2 separate regions of the Homo sapiens genome follow, and region 2 is linked to region 1. Evidence: chromatin loops called from intact Hi-C (ENCODE). Cell type or tissue: CD14-positive monocyte. All regions are shown on one strand. Each heading gives the region's core, and the rest is flanking DNA. Links, peaks and the distances in the headings are about the cores only. Region 1 overlaps UTRN (utrophin). Region 2 overlaps UTRN (utrophin).

The links. Hi-C counts contacts between places; a loop is a spot of excess contacts. Peaks named below come from ENCODE experiments on the same cell type or tissue, not always from the same donor. Only the 100,000 strongest peaks of a DNase experiment are listed, where the experiment ranks them.
Region 2: it touches region 1 in a loop (1.8-fold over the local background); 4 of 110 quality-filtered maps call a loop at or near these places.

The regions. Positions count from the first base shown.
Region 1 is chr6:144,359,664-144,369,584 of GRCh38, reverse strand. The region is part of intron 2 of UTRN (utrophin); the gene reads right to left. Among named protein-coding and RNA genes, the nearest start is that of SNORA98, 41 kb to the left of the region's middle. In CD14-positive monocyte, for the core only: no CTCF peak of the experiment used is centred there; DNase peaks (open chromatin) are centred at 4,224 and 5,034; H3K4me3 peaks cover 1,505 bases; H3K27ac peaks cover 5,859 bases.
Region 2 is chr6:144,310,681-144,320,601 of GRCh38, reverse strand. All of the region lies in intron 2 of UTRN (utrophin), which reads right to left. Among named protein-coding and RNA genes, the nearest start is that of UTRN, 30 kb to the right of the region's middle. In CD14-positive monocyte, for the core only: no CTCF peak of the experiment used is centred there; no DNase peak of the experiment used is centred there; H3K27ac peaks cover 2,651 bases.

The sequences.
Region 1 (9,921 bases), core at 1,357-9,356:
GAGTGCAGTGGCACGATCTCAGCTCACTGCAACCTCAACCTCCTAGGTTCAAGCGATTCTCCTGCCTCAACCTCCCAGTAGCTGGGACTAGAGGCACGCGCCACCACAATCAGCTAATTTTTGTATTTTTAGTAAAGACGGGGTTTTACCATGTTGGCCAGGATGGTCTCGATCTCTTGACCTCGTGATCTGCCCACTTCAGCCTCCCAAAGTGCTGGGATTACAGGCGTGAGCCACCATGCCCAGCCCAGGTTATAATTTTTATGTGATGAAATGTTTGACTTTTAAAATACAACTACACAATATTGTATTTAAAAAGAAAGAAAACAACTAAGGGTAGCACTCTGTCAGATGGTCCTACAAACCTTATAAGCCATAGAAATGAATAAACAAATATGAATCAAATGAACGAATGAACAGATCTGGGTAAGTTTTAGTGACTTCCCAAACTTCTTAAAGTTATGAGAAAAATAATGCATGTCCTCACATATGTGAATTTGAGCACAGGCAGAAATTCTATAACCTCCACATCAATTTTTTTAAAGACCTCTCAATCCAAAAAAAGTTTATGAACACTATCTTAAGAGAATTCTATAAGGTCTCATTTTATGAAAGGTCAAAACAGAAATTAAAAGATAAACCAAACAAAACAAAATCCCTTAAGTCAAACACAGTAAAAAGACACCTTGTAAGTCACAAAAGAACTGTCATTAGAGCTCTCTTAGATCCTGATCTGTAATTTCCAAACTGCCACTAAACGGACCCTAACTTTAAAAAACCTTATCATTTATTCATTTATAATCCTTTTTTTTTCTTTTTTTGCGACGGAGTTGCCCAGGCTGGAGTGCAAGGGCATGATTTGGGCTCACTGCAACCTCCTCCTCCCAGGTTCAAGCGACTCTCCTGCCTCAGCCTCCTGAGTAGCTGGGACTACAGGCGTGCACCACCACACCCAGCTAATTTTTGCATTTTTAAAGTAGAGATGGGGTTTCATCATGTTGGTCAGGCTGATCTAAAACTCCTGATCTCAGGCAATCCGCCTACCTCGGCCTCCCAAAGCGCTGGGATTACAGGCCTGAGCCACCCAGCCATGCTTATCATGTATATTCCTTAATGGTAAAGATATGTTTCTCTTTCCTAAGGCCAAAAAACAAGGAATCTAGCATATAAAAATTAACAAATTAACATATACCAACAAATTATTTGGTCCATTGCTTTAAAAAATATTTATTGAGCATCTACTCTGTGCCAGGCTTGTTATTCCTTTAATGTCATATGTCTTTCTGGTTTGATATATGTCACAGTTTTCTTTCTTCTACACACTGCAGGATAAAGAAACTGAAGAAATCAATGGCCAGAATTAGGTTATCTTCAATGTCCACGTGATAATTCCCAACAGCCTGTACCATGGCTTTTTATGAGACATGAAAAGGGAAAGTAGCAACAAGCTTATAGGATCTCAGTCTTTAGATCACTAAGGATTATCAGTAATAAAGGAAACAGAAGGCGGGGTGCAGTGGCTCACGGCTGTAATCCCAGCACTTCAGAAGGCCAAGGCAGGCAGATCATGAGGTCAGGAGTTTGATACCGGCCTGGCCAACATGGTGAAACCCCATCTATACTAAAAATACAAAAATCAGCCAGGCGTGGTGGCGGGTGCCTGTAATCCCAGCTACTCGGAAGGCTGAGGCATGAGAATCACTTGAAACCAGAAGGCAGAGGTTGGAGTGAGCCGAGATCGCACTACTGCACTCCAGCCTGGGCAAAAGAGTGAAACTCCATCTCAAAAAAAGAGAAAGAAACAGAAACTTCTCCTTATATAGGGGTTTTCACATTCTTAGGATTTTTCTCCTGGTCGCCCCCCGCCAACAAATTACTGTCTTCTTGAAGATAAGTTTCTCCTTGAAAAATAAAAGCTCGTAGAATTTATCCATATAAGAACAAAAGATTCAGGCAGTATCTAACCTAGTAGGTTACTATGCTATCGCTACATCTGTTTGTCTACGACAAAATCCTTACTTAATTCTAACAGTAACTTGAGTTTTTCAGAAATGCATAATAGAAAATATTCTATTATTCTAAATAATTTAGATATTATTCAACAACTGCATTGTCTATATAATAATTGAGGAAAGTCATAAAAAGAACATATCTATAAAATAAAATTCACATCTGTAAAATTAACCAAAAAAAGTGACAGTTCTGAGTAATGTATGTATAATTATCTTGGAAGGATTTTTTTTTTTTTTTAACAAATCCTTGACTCATGTATAATCCTTTATTAAAAACGCAGGTAGAGGGGCCGGGCACAGTGGCTCACACCTGTAATCCCAGCACTTTGGGAGGCAGAGGCAGGCAGATCACTTGAGGTCAGGAGTTCAAGACCATCCTGGCCAACATGGTGAAACCCCATCTCTACTAAAAATACAAAAAATTAGCCGGGTGTGATGGCACGCGCCTGTAGTCCCAGCTACTCTGGACACTGAGGCAGGAGAATCACTTGAACCCGGGAGATGGAGGTTGCAGTGAGCCAAGATTGCGCTACTGCACTCCAGTCTGGATGACAGAGCGAGAGTCCATCTAAACAAAAAACAAAGAGACAAAAAAAAAATGCAAGTAGAGATACCATCTCACATCACTCAGAATGGCTATTATCAAAAAGTCAAAAAATAATAGGCACTGGCGAAGTGGCAGAGAAAAAGCAACACATACACACTGTTGGTAGGAGTGTAAATTAGTCCAACCATTGTGAAAAGCAGTGTGGCAATTCCTCAAAGACCTAACAACAGAAAGACCATTCAACCCAGAAATGCCATTACTGGGTATAAACCCAAAGGAATATAAATCATTCCATCATGATGACACATGCATGTGTATGTTCACTACAGCACTATTCACAACAGTAAAGACATGGAGTCAACCTAAATGCCCATCAATGGTAGACTGGATAAAGAAAATGTGTTACATATACACCACAGAATATGTGCAGCCATAAAATAGAATGAGATCATGTTATTTGCAGAAACATGGATGAAACTGAAGGCCATCATCCTTAGCAAGCTAACACAGGAACGAAAAATCAAATACCGCATGTTCTCACATTTAAGTGGCAGCTAAATGATGAAAACACATGGACACATAGAGGGGAACAACAGACATGGGACCTACCAGAGGCTGGAAGATGGGAGGAAGGAGACAATCAGGAAAAATAACCAATGGCTATTAGGCCTAGTACCTGGGTGATGAAATAATCAGTACAACAAACCCCTATTACACAAGTTTACCTCTATAACAAACCTGCACACGTACCCCAGAACTTAAAATCAAAGTTAAAATATATATAGGTAAAAATTTATTGATAGCAACATCTCCCACGGGTATACTCTCCTGGCTTTCAAGTGAATAAACATGAGCTGTACTGCTTTAACACATCAACTTTTATATTCATGTGACGATTACGCTGTTTATTGTGTCAGAAATAGAATGCGATGCACATACATCTCTATCAGCTGCCATAATATTTTAAGTTAATGAAAATAAATTCCCAGGCCAGGTGCGGTGGCTCACGCCTGTAATCCCAGCACTTTGGGAGGCCGAGACGGGTGGAACACCTGAGGTCAGGAGTTCAAGACTAGCCTGGCCAACATGGCGAAACCCAGTCTCTACTAAAAATACAAAAATTAGCCAGGCGTGATGACACATGCCTGCAGTCCCAGCTATGCAGGAGGCCGAAGCAGGAGAATCACTTGAACCCAGGAGGCGGAGGTTGCAGTGAGCCGAGATCACGCCACTGCACTCCAGCCTGGGTGACAGAGCAAGACTCAGTCTCAGAAAAAAATAAAAATAAAACTTCCTTCCATGAACGAAATGATCATTGAATCCACAGATCACCAAAAAAATACCTTAAGTAATCTCTGAACTTCTTCACTTTTCATAAAATTGGAGTTATTTAAATCCCACTTTTAGTTTGGCTACTCATTTTCTTCCCAAGTACATTTGAACACTGTGGTGAATGTTTGTCGCTTAGTAACAATCCTGCCAATGACACTGAGAGAAAACCATTAAATCACATTAACTGAAGCATGCAATTTCAGAATAAAATGTGAAAAGTGGAGAATCCTAAGTGGTTTATGTACATGCTTTTGTCACAAGAAAGTTGACCATCTCCTCCTCATGATCTACTCCAGAATTCCAATCCTAGGCTGGCCCTAAAGTTGAAAGTACTTGAGTCATTCCTTCCCTTTTTCCCCTTCATCAGACAAACATATGCATCATAACACACACATGAACAGGAAAAGCTTCTTCTAACATTATTTTTAAAATTAATTATTAAATCAACTGCTAAAAGAAAGGCATGAAATTTATTTCAGGAGAAAGCAGGAATGATTGGAGAATTATCCACCACTCTCAATTCTTTCTGCAGATGTTCTTTTTTAAAAGAAGTGAAAATCAAGAGCTACGCAATGTGGCAAGCAGAATAATACATCTTCTTCCTCTCCACTTGCAAAAGAGGCCCATGTCCTGTGAGTACCTTAGGTTACACAGCAAGGGGTAAATTGAGGTTGCAGATGAAAGTATTGTTTGCTAATCAACTGACTTTAGGATAGAAGGTTATCTTGGGTTAGCCTGGTGTGCCCAGTGAAATCACAAGGGGCCTTCTAAGTGGAAAAGGAAGAGAGTTGAATAGCAGAGCGAGCAACGAGCCACATGAGAAGGACTCAGCCCACCACTGTTGGTTTTGAAGACTAAAGAGAGCCATGAGCCAAGAAACATGGGCAGCCTGTGGAGGCTGGAAAAGACCAGGGAAAGGAGTCTCCTCTGGAGCTTCCAGAAGGAACATGGCCCTGTCAACACCTTCATTTTAGCTCAGTAAGACCCGTGTCAGACTTCTAACCTTCAGAAATGTAAGATAGTAAAGTTGTGTTGTTTTAAGCCATCAAATTTGTGCTAATTTGAAACAATCACAAAATGAAACAAATACACGGACTCATCTGCAACGCTTCTCAGTCAGTCATCCCTGCCTGTGAATCACAAATTGGGAAACAGAAAATCAGAAGTAAAAACGCGAAGTGGGGAGAGCAAAGCTGTGGGTGCCTGAGCTTCTAGCCCCAGCTGGCTATAAGTACATTAGCACCCACACACAAAATCTACACCAGGAGTCATCCCACACAAACCAACCCAAAACAAAGGACATTTGACCCAAATCACTCCTTTTACCTCTCAGGGGGAAACATAAGGGAGACAGTGGGGAGAAGCAGGTCCCAATCAGAGGCAATTTCTGCAGGTACCAATTGAGTTCCTAATCAACAAACCAATAGCACAGACCCAACAAGAGGGAGACTCTCACACGCAAGTTCCTTCCATCACAGTTACACCGAAAAGAAGAGTGAGCTCAGCTTTAAGCAGTGGAATCGCAAATATTGAAATCCACGAAGAGAGCTTTGCCATAACTCAATTTAATTCATCAACAGAGCCCAGATATTCCCAGGCTACCAACCTCAACATCCAGGTCCTCAATAGCATTCTCTCAAGGTACTACAATAACCTCCCATACTATCTACCCTTGTATTTGCTTCCTAAACACCTCTGACAGATTCACCTTCTTCTGATCACAAAATATCTTATGCTCCAAACCTCCGAACATCACCCACTGCCTTTAAATTCAGATACATCTATATGCTACAGGGCTAAATGCCTACCTAGCATGGTATTCAGCATGCTTTTTATAGCTACCCCCTATTAATTCTGTGCCCTCTACCTGGAACATTTTCCTCCAGCCCCAACATTGCCATCAGTATCCACAGCAAATGGTACCCCCTTTCATGAAGGCTTTAGATGGTTTCTCTCCCAGCTCTAAACCCATCCCACCCTCACCTTTTGAATTCATATGGTACTTTGTTCCTTATCTATAACAAAATATTGTATATATACACGCCTATATGATCTCTCCCTTTTTTGTTTTGTTTTCTTGTTTGTTTTAGACAGGGAAAGACTGTAATGTGAGTTGAGTGAGTTTGTATCTCTGCCCATCTGCAGGTTTGCTACTGCACAAATTCCTACCAACTGAGTTGGGACCTAGACGCTGTCTTGAGAGGGAAGATGTAAGGCCCAGGTGGAAAATAAACAAATAGTAATAATGCTACAAAGAAACAGGTCCGACCAGGCCAAGTCAGTCCTCAACCATCTTACACCTCACCAGTTCTGGAAAACCAAGCTCTCTGTGCGTCAATTTCAAAATGATTTTAAAGTTGTGTTAGGTCGCTATACCAATGGACATATGTATAGAAATATTTCAGTGCTTCTCGAAGTGAGAAAATTAAAGATGGACAGACTCTTTCCTAACATCTGACTCAAAAGCCTAGAAAACACATAGAAAAGAAGCAAATAATACAGTTCTGTAAGATACTGTGTTTTGTGTGCCATGGTTTCTCTATTTTTAGATTTAAATACTATTGTGTGTCCATCAATTATTATGTATAACCATTAAAAAATCTTTTAAAAACATAAAATTAAAAGTGCTATGTACTGAGAAACTTATTCAAAATCATATTTCAAATAGCAAACCATACCCAAAAAATTAAAAATATTTTTTTAAAAAATAGCAAACCCACATAATACAAAACCTAAGAGAAACTGAGCACTTAACAAAATAAGCATAAATATAACACATTACTTAGCATAAAAACTCATTCTAAATGACCTGGCACACAGTAGGTCCTCAATACACCTTTGTTTTAAAGTCCTGACTCAGTGCAAACTCATCAGCCTCATAGGTCAGATGTTGTAAGGACCCAAGATATTGCATCGCGTGGAAATCAACTTTCACATCACATAACAAGTGGCATGTCATTTTTTTCCTTCTCTACCGTATTTCTAAAACTATTCAGGTGTTGATGCAGACCTTTTTCCATGTCTTGGCAAAGTGTAATTTGAACAGGCAGTTTCTCATGACCTTCAAGTCTGTGTTCAACAATGAAATCATTTGGCTTTATATCCCATCCAGTTATTAATCACAAACAACAAAAGAAGAACTTTCACACAGAAAATGTGAAACCTATGCTGGCCAGCACTCACTCTGGGTCACTCCAGGTCACATTCACTTGTAGCTAAGTTCACTGAAGACCATGCAATGACCTCAGCTATTTAGAAAATACATTCAAAATTTTTCTGGAGAGGAAAAATACAGCTATGTGACTTTAAGACAAGTGCTCCTGGAGGTCAGCAGTCTGAAAAGGGTACAATGAACAACATGGCTGGGTCCTGGGCAGATGGGGGGTGGTGTGCACAGGTCACTGGGTGCCACCGGATGGGCGGGCACATCACCTATCCTCCCTCAGTTGGCTCCTTCACTAAGTGCCTGAGCAGGAAATTTCTACCCTGGCATGGAATGCCCACACCAGGATCTCAGCATTCCCACCCCACCCATGTAGGAAGGAATCCAGCTATTCTAGCAGGATTTAACTTTATATAAATCAGCTCCAATGAGTTGATATGTTTAATAACAAAGCAAACATTCACAACTCTATTTTACTCCTTTTTTTGTTGTTGTTGCCATTATTATGATTACTATGATGAATTTGGCTTTGATTTTTATTCTTTTAAGTAAGAAAGTGGCAGCAAAAAGGAAAAAAAAATTCCAGGAATTGACTTGTGTCTCTCTAATGAAACAGGCAGTTCTGGCTGGGTGAGGTGTCTCACATCTGTAATCTCAGCACTTTTAGGAGACCAAAGTAGGAGGATCACTTAAGCCCAGGAGTTCAAGACCAGCCTGGGCAACATAGCGAGACCCCATCTCTACAAAAAAAAAAAAAAGAAAGAAAGAAAGAAAATTAGCCAGGTGTGGTTTCAGACACCTGTGGTCCCAGCTACTTGGGAAACTGAGGAGGGAGGATCACTTGAACCCAGAAGGTTGAGGCTGCATGAGCCATGGTCATGCCATTGCACTCCAGCCTGGGTAACAGAGTGAGACACTGTCTCTAAAAAAGATAAATAAATAAATAATTTTTTTTTAAAGAACAAGGGACTTATTTCCTTATCAGCCCCGCAATGCCCCTTTTAGCATCCAGAAATAGATCCACCTGGTCTTCCCTGGAAGATTCTGGACTTCCCTGGAAGACTCCTGGATGGTTTTAACTCAAACATAGCCCTCTGGATTAAGCTCACAATTGAAACTAATATTTCCCTGCCTGCCAAGCTAAAATTTTTCCCTGGAGCATTAATAATTAGCTCAAAATCAAGGACAAAATTAGTAGAGCAACACATAAGGTGTTTCTCCCCCTTCCTAACATCAGCCAGTCTTTTTAGCCACAAACTACAAGCTAGTCTTTCTGAAATCCAGCAAGCCCCTGAGTCAAACTATGGTGTAAAGAAAGTGGGTGGAAAGTCACATTAGTCAGGGACATTAAGTGCCATCTGCCATGGCTTTAATCCCATAGTACAATCTGAAGACTCTTTCTTAGGACACCCTGGGAAGCAGCATAACAAGAATATTTACTGTCCTGTCTCTTGAATCGGTGAAGTTAAATTCATTACTTTTTATACAGAAAGGTCTTCAAAATATTTCTGTTCTCCTGGTCTGATCTTTCCTCTTCTTTCATCAATCAAAGTCAAAAGAAAAGTTGGCTAATAATATCTTAGTTTGGTCCTTCCCCCAAGAAGCAGACCCTGAGACAAGGATTCAAATATAAGTAGTTTATTTCAGAAGTGATCCCAGGAAACACTGCTAGGGAGTAGAGAAAGGAGACAAAGAAGGAAAGGTGGCCAATAATAAAAAGGTCATTATCAAGCAAGTTACCATTCGATCACAACCCAACTGGGAACTTGGAGATGCAGTGTAAAATGTTCATCTCAAAAGTAGGCGACCTGAGATGCAAGAGAGCTGGAGAATTTATACTACAGCAGCAGTCACTGGCTATGGGTTGCTGGGCGCTGACACTTCCTGCCAGCCCTGAGTGTGAACTTTCCAGCCAGAGAATGCCCTCAGGCAAAGGCATGCCGGTGTGGGCAGCTGGAAGTCCCAGTGCACCAGAAGTACTGACAGCAGGGAGTGGGGTCAATAGCAGCCTCTGCTACAGCTAGGATTGGGGTTATCTCCAAAAGGGTACTTAAACCAGGTCTGGTGCAGTGGCTCAAGCCTGTAATCCCAGCACCTTGAGAGGCTAAGGTGGATGGATCACTTGAGGTCAGGAGTTTGAGACCAGCCTGGCCAACATGGTGAAACCCCGTTTCTACTAAAAATATAAAAATTCGCCAGGCATGGTGGCAGGCACCTGTAATCCCAGCTACTCGGGAGGCTGAGGCAGGAGAATCCCTTGAACCCGTGAGGTGAAGGTTGCATTGAGCCAAGATCATGCCACTGCACTCCAGCCTGGGTGACCAAGTGAGACACAAAGAAAGGAAGAAAGGAAGAAGGAAAGAAAAGAAAGGAAAGAGAGAAAAGAGAGGAAAGGAAAAAAGAAGGAAGGAAGGAAGGGGGGAGGGGAGGGGAGGGGAGGGAAGGGAAGGGAAGGGAAGGGAAGGGAAGGGAAGGGAAGGGAAGGGAAGGGAAGGGAAAAAAGAAAAGAAAAGAGAAATAAAAGGGTACTGAAACCAGAGGCAATCATTTCTGTTACAGGACATATATCACTGAATACAAAGTTGAATTCTTTTCCACAAAATTATCCTTATATTCAAATTTTGGAAGGTTTCATATTATGCAGCAACACTGGGAAAAACACAATAATCCAAAAGGATCTCAATCAATGTTCTACTCAGAGGCTGTTAAACATCAAGCGATGAAATGTAATACAGGCTTAGCTACTGAGGGATGAATTTCAACTTTAACTGTTGAATGGCAGAGTAACTAAAAAAGAAAAAAAAAAAAAACGATGCGTAGACAAAGGTTTTTACCAGAATCTTCAAATGTGGCAATGCAAATAAAAA
Region 2 (9,921 bases), core at 1,336-9,335, 49 kb after region 1:
GAGAAATCTAACCAGAATGTCAAATTGTGTGTGTATGTCTGAGCATCAGACACATTCCAACCAATTTATAATTGATTATTTCATAATCATTCTTTGTATACATATTACTATTTATAATATTCACAAAGGCAAAATTCCAGTGGCCAGAAAAGTGGGTCAGAGTCCATTCATCCAGACCTGGTAACCTGGATTGGGAGACGGCCCCTCTCACTATCAGCAGCCTGGAGATAGTCAGAGGCAATGATGCAAAGAGGGAAAGAGAGAGCAGGAATGAAGCCAGGACGTAATAGTAATAGTAATAATAATAACAAAAGCAACAGCCCCTAACAATATTAGCCAAATACTTTGAACTCATTTAATCTTCACAATTATAACGATCTGTTAAGACACAATAGAATAATTATTTTTATCCGAGTCTGCAGAATTTACACCTTTAAAAATTTACTTAAAGACCAGGCACAGTGGCTCACGCCTGTAATCCCAGCACTTTGGGAGGCGGAGGCGGGCGGATCACGAGGTCAGGAGTTCAAGGCAAGCCTGGCCAACACGGTGAAAGCCCGTCTCTACCAAAAATACAAAAACTAGCCGGGCGTGGTGGCACGTGCCTGTAATCCCAACTATTCAGGAGACTGAGACAGGAGAATTGCTTGAACCTAGGAGGCGGACATTGCGGTGAGCCAAGATCACACCATTACACTCCAGCTTGGGTGACAGAACAAGACTCCGTCTCAAAAAAAAAAAAAAATGTACTTAAGTCTGGGCATGGTGACCCATGCCTATAATCCCAGCACTTTGGGAGGGTGAGGCAGGTGGATCACTGGAGCTCAGGAGTTTGAGACCAGCCTGTCGCTACAAAAAGTATAAAAATTAACTGGGCATGGTGGCATGTGCCTGTGGTCCCAGCTACTCTGAAGGTTGAGATGGGAGGATCATTTGAGCCCAGGAGATCAAGGTAGCAGTGAGCCGAGATGGCGCCACTGCACTCCAGCCTGGGCAACAGAAAAAGAAAAAATTACTTAAAATAACTTGGGACCAAAAACTGAAGATAGAAACATACAATGTTTCAACTAAATCTTATGGTATATAAGATTCTACCAGAAAATGTACTAGGCTTCGTCCTTTGCAGAAGTGATCATGACGACAGGAAGCAGAAAGATGTTAGTCAACCAAGTTATTCCGAGAAACAATCATCTAAATGTCTAGTACCAAGTAAATGCCTCATGAAACAATTTGTCATTTTATCAACAAATCCTTAAGTGTCGAAGTCTCTGCCAAAAGGCAACACACAAGTACAGAAAGTCTAACATGCCCAGAAACAGCATTTCCAAGGAAAATGTCAGACCCACAACTTAACAGCCTGATTGGCAGACAGACTACCCTGGGCCACAACATTAAAAGAGTAAAATTCATGTACCTTAACCTGGAAAAATGTGAAAGAATAATGAGGAAAAAAAAAAACCTAACTAAATATTATAAAAATTAACTTTAATTCAAAAAAATTTTAAGCAAATTTATTTTTGTTTGTTTTATTTTGAGACAGGGTCTCATTCTGTCAACCAGGCTGGAGTGCAGTGGTACCACCATAGTTCACTGCAGCCTCGACCTCCAAGGCTCAAGTGATCCCTCCACCTCAGCCTCCCAAGTAGCTGGGACCACAGGTGCTGGCATCACACCCAGCTAATTTTTGTATTTTTTGTAGAGAGGAGTTTCACCATGTTGCTAAGGCTGGTCTTGAACTCCTGAGCTCCAACAATCTGCCTGCCTACGCCGGCCAAAGTGCTGGGATTACAGGTATGAGCCAACATGCCCAGCTAGATTTATTTTCAGTAGACATTATAGGCCAGGTGCAGTGGCTCACGCCTGTAATCCCAGCACTTTGGGAGCCCGAGACAGGCAGATCACTTGAGGTCAGCAGTTCAAGACCAGCCTGGCCAACATGATGAAACCCCATCTCTACTAAAAATACAAAAATTAGCCAGGCGTGGTGGCAAGTGCCTATAATCCCAGCTACTCGGGAGGCTGAGGCATGAGGATCACCTGAACCCGGGAGGCAGAGGTTCCAGTAAGCCAAGATCACGCCACTGCACTCCAGCCTGGGCGATAGAGCGAAACTCGGTCTCAAAAATAAAATAAAATAAAATTAGCCAGGCGTAGTGGTAGGCACCTGTAATCCCAGCTACTCAGGAGGCTGAGGCACAAGAATCACTTCAGCCCAGGAGGTAGAGGTTGCAGTGAGTTGAGATCCCACCACTGCATTCCAGCCTGGGCAAGAGAATGAGACTCCATCTCAGAAAATAAATAAATAAATAAAAATAAAGACATTATAAAGGAATTAAACTAAGCAACACTTTATTTCTTGGTATTCCCTAAATAAACTTGAAGAAGTAAGAAAGATGGAATACACTGAAGGAAAATTTTCCTTTGAAGAATTGGGAGTTACAGAGAAGTCCACAGCACTTCATCGTTAACAGTATTATTGTACAGGCTCTTAACAGTGCAAAGTATTTTCAGTATATATCACAGGGTGTTAAAAAAAAAATCCTACAAGCAGAGTACCTAAGCCGAAAATGAAACTCAAAAAGAGATAATAGGTCAAAAAATGGTGAAACATACAGTCGTGAGGTTTGTCAAAAGAAAACAATCCCATCTGGAAGCTATTTCCAGGAAAGGAAAGGACAGAACAAAGCCCAGAAAGAAATGCTTATGTTCAGATTTACTGACTGTGAGAGCAGAAATTTACATAAAGCAATGGAAAAAGTACCATGCAATATGATCAACTATCAAAGGGTTCCTTGACAGGAAAGTCTGAGGACTATTTTAAAAAATTAATTTATAAAAAGAAAGGTAAGAGAAGGTACTAATCTCTATTACAACAATTTGGTAATTTATCAAGATACCAGATTGGGGCTGGGCGCGGTGGCTCATGCCTGTAATCCCAGCACTTTGGGAGGCCGAGGTGGGTGGATCACTTGAGGTCAGGAGTTCGAGACCAACCTGGCCAACATGGTGAAACCCCATCTCTATTAAAAATACAGAAATTAGCTAGGCATGGTGGTGGGTGCCTGTAATCCCAGCTATTTAGGAGGTAGAGGCAGGAGAATTGCTTGAACCCGAGAGGCAGAGGTTGCAGTGAGCCGAGATGGCCCCACTGCACTCCGAAAAGAGCAAGACTCCATCTCAAAAAAAATAAACTAAAATAAATATATATATCAGATTGGAATGTTTAAATTGGCTTCAGGATTAAGGCAAATCGTTGGCGAACTTCCTGCAATCTCTCTTTTTTTAAAATGATTTTCTGTACTGTAACTGGTTTACAATATGGGATGCCACAAATGAGAGTTCTATTCATCTAGATTATCACATGTAGCTGAAGAAATAGCTTCCTCCATATCATTCGCTGTCCTATTTATGAGGTTCTGAGTTTTGGGGGTCCTCAGGACCAGGAGAAACACAAACTGCCTTATTTCATCAAATGTATTTGTGAGAATTTATGAATTATGTCAATCTTAAAACTAACCATTTTCTTATTGCTTTGTCTAATATGACACTTTGAGACAAATATGCATCCAAAGTTTACCAAAGGGAGCAAGCATGTTAGAGAAAGCAAGCAGTTTCTGTGAACTACCCATGGCCTTATCTTACCAATCCACTCATTTCTTCCTCTCTGCATTGTTGTTGATTTTTGCTTTTTCAAAATCCTACTTCCTATGTGGCTCTCTGTAAGAATTCAGAATTAGATGGGGCATTTTTTAAATATGATAAAAAACTTACTCTAAGTCCTAACTAATAACAAGCATATCCTCATCTATGAAACACTGACAATTATATCTTCCCCATAAAATTATGGTAGGGAGTAAATGAAATAATATATTTGAAAGGCCCAACACATACACCTAGCTCTCTGCCTCCCTCTGTTATTTTAGGAAATATTTTCTCCATCTAAAATTAATTTCCCTTGTGTGCTCCAGATTAGCAAGCGATCAATTCATTCACACTTTGCTAACTTTTATAGTGAAACTAACTGGTTACAATTTTAAAAGTTAATGTATATCCAGATACTTCCTGTGAAAAACATTGACTTTGGCTAAGACTCCTGAACCCATACATTATTGGAAGTAAAAGTTTAACAGATTATGGTTAATTTTAAATGAAAGTAATGTAAGTGAAGAGACTGCAAACAAAGCAACAGCTATACTACTAATATATTTACCCAGACCCTCTCATTTCCGATGTTTTCTTTCAACATGACAGCATTTTCAACTCAATTGGCAACAACATTGTGCCCACTATCACACAAACCACCTGAATGAGAGCTATGGGGTCAGTAAGAGCCACCAATTGCCACACATATCCAAATAGGAACCAACATCAGTCTATCCGTTGTTTTGTTTTTTAGAGACTTTTTTTGTTTTCTTGCAGAGACAGGGTCTCACTGTGTTTCCCAGCCTAGTCTCGAACTCCTGGCCTCAAGTAATCCTCCTGCCTCGGCCTCCCAGAGTGTGGGGTTACAGACGTGAGCCACTGTGCCAGGCCCCACTTTTAATACAACCATGAAAGATGAGAAGGTAGTGCAGAAGGAAACAACTGAGGGAAATGTATCCTGAAATCCTCTAGCTGCCTCTTCCATTTTGAAAGAGGGAGTGTACAGGGAACAGTCCTGTCCAGATAGCAATGGAGCCGAGGCGACCTTCAGCAGTTCACAGCGCCATGACGTTCTCATCTGGCAAATCATGGTAATACCTATTCTGCCAGATCATCACCAGATCATGCCAAGGATTCAAACACATATAAAGTGCTTTTCAGGTAGATTCCTACTAATGCCAAGCTGCCTGAAATCTGTCCACTGCATAAAGGCACGAGGCCAAGGTGAAAAACGACGCTGAAATCCAGCCAGCACAGCGGCACGGAGGAAAGAACACCTTTTGCTTTGCACAAAGGCACAGCCCACGAAGTAGTGTGTCCATCAGACTGTGTCTCTCCAGAGTGGGCGCCGTTATCTAATTGCCCACGCAAAAGGGCTGCCTTGGTCTAAGTTAAAATAATGCCCAGCAGCAGCACTAACTAATGGCAATTTCTAGGTGAGAACAAGAACAAGAGTTTGGCATCGGGCCCTGTCCAACTAGTGTCAGAACCTCAGCCAGTAGCCAATTCCCCCTTCCCTGACCCCTTCAATGCACATCAAGCACCCGAACCTTCCTTCCTCTCTTCCCATCTCACCACAGTGCTGCCCACACTGCCACTGGGTCCTGGAACAGTGCCCTGACTGACCTACTGCCCCTGCCAGCCATCCAGGAAGGAAGATAAGCCACTGTTCAGGCCAGGGACCCCACTTCCTGACCCCGCTGGTTGAACTTAAGATGTCTTTTCTTAAGAAACAATGTTAGGATAATTACATCCTATGGCACTTTTACTGCAGTATTGTCTTTCAGCTACCATTAAATGTGAAACAGGATTCTGCAGGCTGGCTTATGTTCCAATGCTTCAAACAAGCAAATTAGAAACTCTTATAGCCCACTAAGTGCCCAGGCCCTGGGTCCTGGCCTCTGTTTGCAAAGGAGATCATCTCCTCTTGATCTTGTGTAAGCCATTCGAGCTCATGAAACCTGTTTCCTTAGCTGTTAAATAAATAAATAAATAAATAAGGAAAAAAATATATAGAGAGAGGTATATATATACATAGGTATTTTTGTTGTGAGTACTTCAAATGCAATACATGTAAAATGGCACCAAATGGACACTGAGAAAGCAGTCACCATACCAGGTGCACAATCCCTTATCCACAATGCCAGGATCTGAAAAGCTCTGGAAACCAAAGGCTTTTTCCATAACCCATTTGGCAGCAAAACGTGACCTGAACTGACCTGAGGCTATTTATAACCCTGTTTGTGTTCCACTTAGTGTAAATATTCATACATTTTCTGCAGAATGATGAAGATATTGGATGATAGGGTACTGTCCCAAACTCCTCTGGAGGCTTTATGTAACATAGGGCATATGGGCCATAGCCTTTCTGAAATGGGAAAAAGAAAAATCATAAATTCTGAAGCATATCTGGTCCCAAGGATTTGGATAAGGGATGGGGAGTTTTACCATGAAGGAGGTTCGCTGGCCAACCCAAGAGCAGCTTTTTGTGCTAGACTTTCAGCTACATTTCCCATCAACAAGTTGTCACGATGTCTGAGCACAGCAACAGCTCCGCCCTGAAGAGGTCAGCATCCAGGTCCTGGGTCTGGGCTGGCCAGCTCTAGGGAGTGGATGGGGTTAGGAGCTAAAAGGCTGAGCAGACAGGGAATGCGGAAACCAGGCCTGCGCCCTACTTCACTTGCACTCAGACAACCCAAGCCATCAAGCACATTCTTATGACTTGTGTAGTCATTTTTTTTTTCTAGATTTTCAAAGTGAATCTTAGTTTTTATTCCCAACGCTGGCTCCCTCTAGTCTGGGCAAACTGCCATTTAATCACAAGGGCCACTCAAAGGTTGTTTTTTCTCTTTTTTTAAGCTGTTGAAAACATTAAGCTAAATAAGTGAATATTCTCCAGCCTCCCTCTCTGAGCCCCTCCCTACCTTTCTCATCCATTAAAACAGCACTCCATTTCATTACAAATATTCTACTCCTAGTGTATTAAAGACATAACATGTATATTATAAAAAGTAAATATGAATATTAATGAAACAGAAGCATGAGGAAAAGGGAAAATTTTAAGAACTGAATCAATGTAACATTCTCTTTGTAGCATCACCTGTAGACCTAGACAAGCAAGGACCTTGCCTTAAATCCTGACTTTTAGAGGGCCTCACTCTACCCTCTTCCATCCCCATCTCTCCCCCAGAAATAGAGAAATCAGAGGACCAAGGGGATATGCAAGTCCTAAAGCACGGTCTAGAGGCACAGGGTCCTAGTACTCACTGCTCAAATGAGCACTGGGCTCTTTCCCAAGCAAGGGTGGACCACACTACTGTTTGCAAGTGGGGAAGAGTGGGAGACCATGGGTGCTTGGCCAACTGACCACAAACTTGGGTGCAAAGCCCTTCCCAGTGCCAAATGGAGCCAGCATGGGCAGACAAAGGGGAAAGTCTGCAAACTGGAGCCAGGGGGCAGCTCTCTCCACCACCATGTTCTGTCATAGAATCTGAGGACTTGGAAAATTCCAAACTCAAACTTGGCCCATGAAATTGTGATCAAAGCATATGTATATTTATTATTATCCATTCTCCTTTCTATTTTCTTTTCTTTTTTTTTTTTTCAGTATCAGAAACCTGCTCTTCTCCTCCATCCCCACAGTTCTAGCTCAGCACAAGCCATATTTCTCAACCTCCCTTGCAGCAAGATGAGTCCACGTGGCTAAGCAGCAGCCAGTGGGATGTGAAAAGAAATCAGGAATGCAACCTGAGGGCCATGCACGTTTTAAAAAATTGCTTATTTTTTACTTCTCTTTTCTCTTTCCTTGGACTAGAACTTGACATAGTGTTGAGGGGCAAGCCTCATCAAGAAAATGGAACAACACTTTGGAAAGGCAGAACAAGAGAGAAGGAACCAGGATCCCTGAGAGACCATATGAAGCGGAGCCACCTTCCCACCCTCCATCACCCACCAACTCTGAACTGTAAGGAGAGAAAGAAATAAACTCTGATTTTATTTGAGCCACTGTATTTTGAGGTTTCTTTGGTACACCCCTGGAGCCTCTCTGTAACTAATACATTTGCAAATGATCTACATAAACTGGCTGGAAATTAGTTGTATGAATCCACTATGGTGACTTCAGCCAAAAGAATATAATATCCAGCCTCAGCAAGTAAAATAAAATAAAATGGGAGAGGAGAGCTACTGTGTGATGCAGTTATTTTTTCAAGAATTCTACCAGAAAATCATATCAAATATATAAACATGGAAGAGAAAAACTAAAAGAATTCCACAGGACAATTAGCCATGAAAAGGCTTAGTCTATCCTAGAATGTCTTGTTATTAAATATAAAGAAGCAGAAAAAGGGAAATTCTGTATATATTTAAGAAACAAAAACAAATCTTCCTAGTGCAATATGATTAAAACTATTTTTACATGCTTATTTTAAAAGACTGGAAAGAAATAAACCCACATTATAATAATTATTTGTATGGAGGTAACGGCTTACATTTCTTGAGTGCTTCTATGTTCCAAATTGCTTTTTTTTTTTTTTTGAGATGGAGTCTTGCTCTGTCACCCAGGCTGGAGTGCAGTGGCGCAATCTCGGCTCACTGCAAGCTCCGCCTCCTGGGTTCACACCATTCTCCTGCCTCAGCCTTCCGAGTAGCTGGGACTACAGGCGCCTGCCATCAGGCCGGCTAATTTTTTGTATTTTTAGTAGAGACGGGGTTTCACCGTGTTAGCCAGGATGGTCTCGATCTCCTGACCTCGTGATCCACCCGTCTCGGCCTCCCAAAGTGCTGGGATTACAGGCATGAGCCACCGCGCCTGGCCCCAAATTGCTTTATATATGTTAATTCACTTACTTTTTACAACACGAGGAGGTTGATGCTATTACTATCTCTACTTTACTCAGGCACAGAGCAGCTAAGCCATTTGTCCAGGTTCACAGAGCTAGCAGGTGGCCATGCTTACACCCACAGCACCTGATACTGTCTGAACCATTCCCTAAAGTATTTCTACAGAAGAGTACTAATAAGATTTTTAAATCCTGCAGGATTTTTCTTATTATTCTTTTCAAATATTGTGTAATCTAATACCATGCCATCCTTGATATCTAACTCATTTTAGAGATAAAAATGCTTACCCTAAATACCATCATATAATCTATATTTCTATAACCCCAACAGCAATATTGCAGGTTAGAATCCAAGTGTGCAGAATATTTGTGAAGATCAGTGTAGATAATACTGAAATGACAGTGATGAGGAAGAAGGTACTAGAACACAGCCCTTCCCGAGCACAGCTCGCACAATTAAGCATTAACAATTAGGTTTTCTGGAGCTTAGAAAGTGATCAGTGTGAGGTCATCTAGTCCATACTCCTTACCTTACAAACAAATCAATTAATTGTGCAGACAGCTTGAGTGACATATTCAAGGTCACACAGCTGGTGATCTGCAGAGCTAAAACTGGAACCTAGTTCCTCTTTGACACTAAGCTAAGCTCTTTTTTTAAATAGGGCATCCAGGTTTTCTAGAATTTAGCAATTAAAGCAGTGATTTTCAAATTGTGTTCCAAAAGACATGAAGGACCCTCAGAAGCCTGGGTTGAGCTACTCACCTGCCAGTCCCACCCCCCAAACTCTGCTGTATAGAAAGCCACATCCTACCTATCAGCAATGCATCGTCACATTCCTAAAATGAGCCTCCACTGGAAGACTTGTTTGCAGAAAGACTTCCAAGGCAAAAATAAAAATCACATAACCAAGTGAAGTATTCGCATCGTTACTTTCCAGAGCCCCATAACCTGGGACCTTTTAGAGTGCTTAGTAATCTGAAGAAAGCTTCTTACGCCAGAATTCTTCCCCCAGGAAGATCCTCATCATTTCACTAAATGGGCATTTTCATGCCAACTAAAAATGTAATATAATCACACAATAAAGGGCAATCTTAGAAGAGGAAAGGCAGTTGGCAACCACGCTGACAAATATCTATACTACACTGACCTCAGTCTGCTCATTTCATGACTGCCTGTTGAAAACAACATCAAGTGATCGATCTGTCGTGAGCATCTGGGAAACACAGTCAAAGGCTGACATGCAGCTAATCAATCGGGACAATAAAGATCAACAAAGATTGAACTGATATTTTTCTCAGGGATTGCACACTTGTTTGTTTTTTGTTTGTTTGTTTGTGTTTGAGACAGCATCTTGCTCTGTTATCCAGGCTGGCGTGCAGTAGCACGATCTCAGCTCAATGCAACCTCTGCCTCCTGGGTTCAAGCGATTCTTGTGCC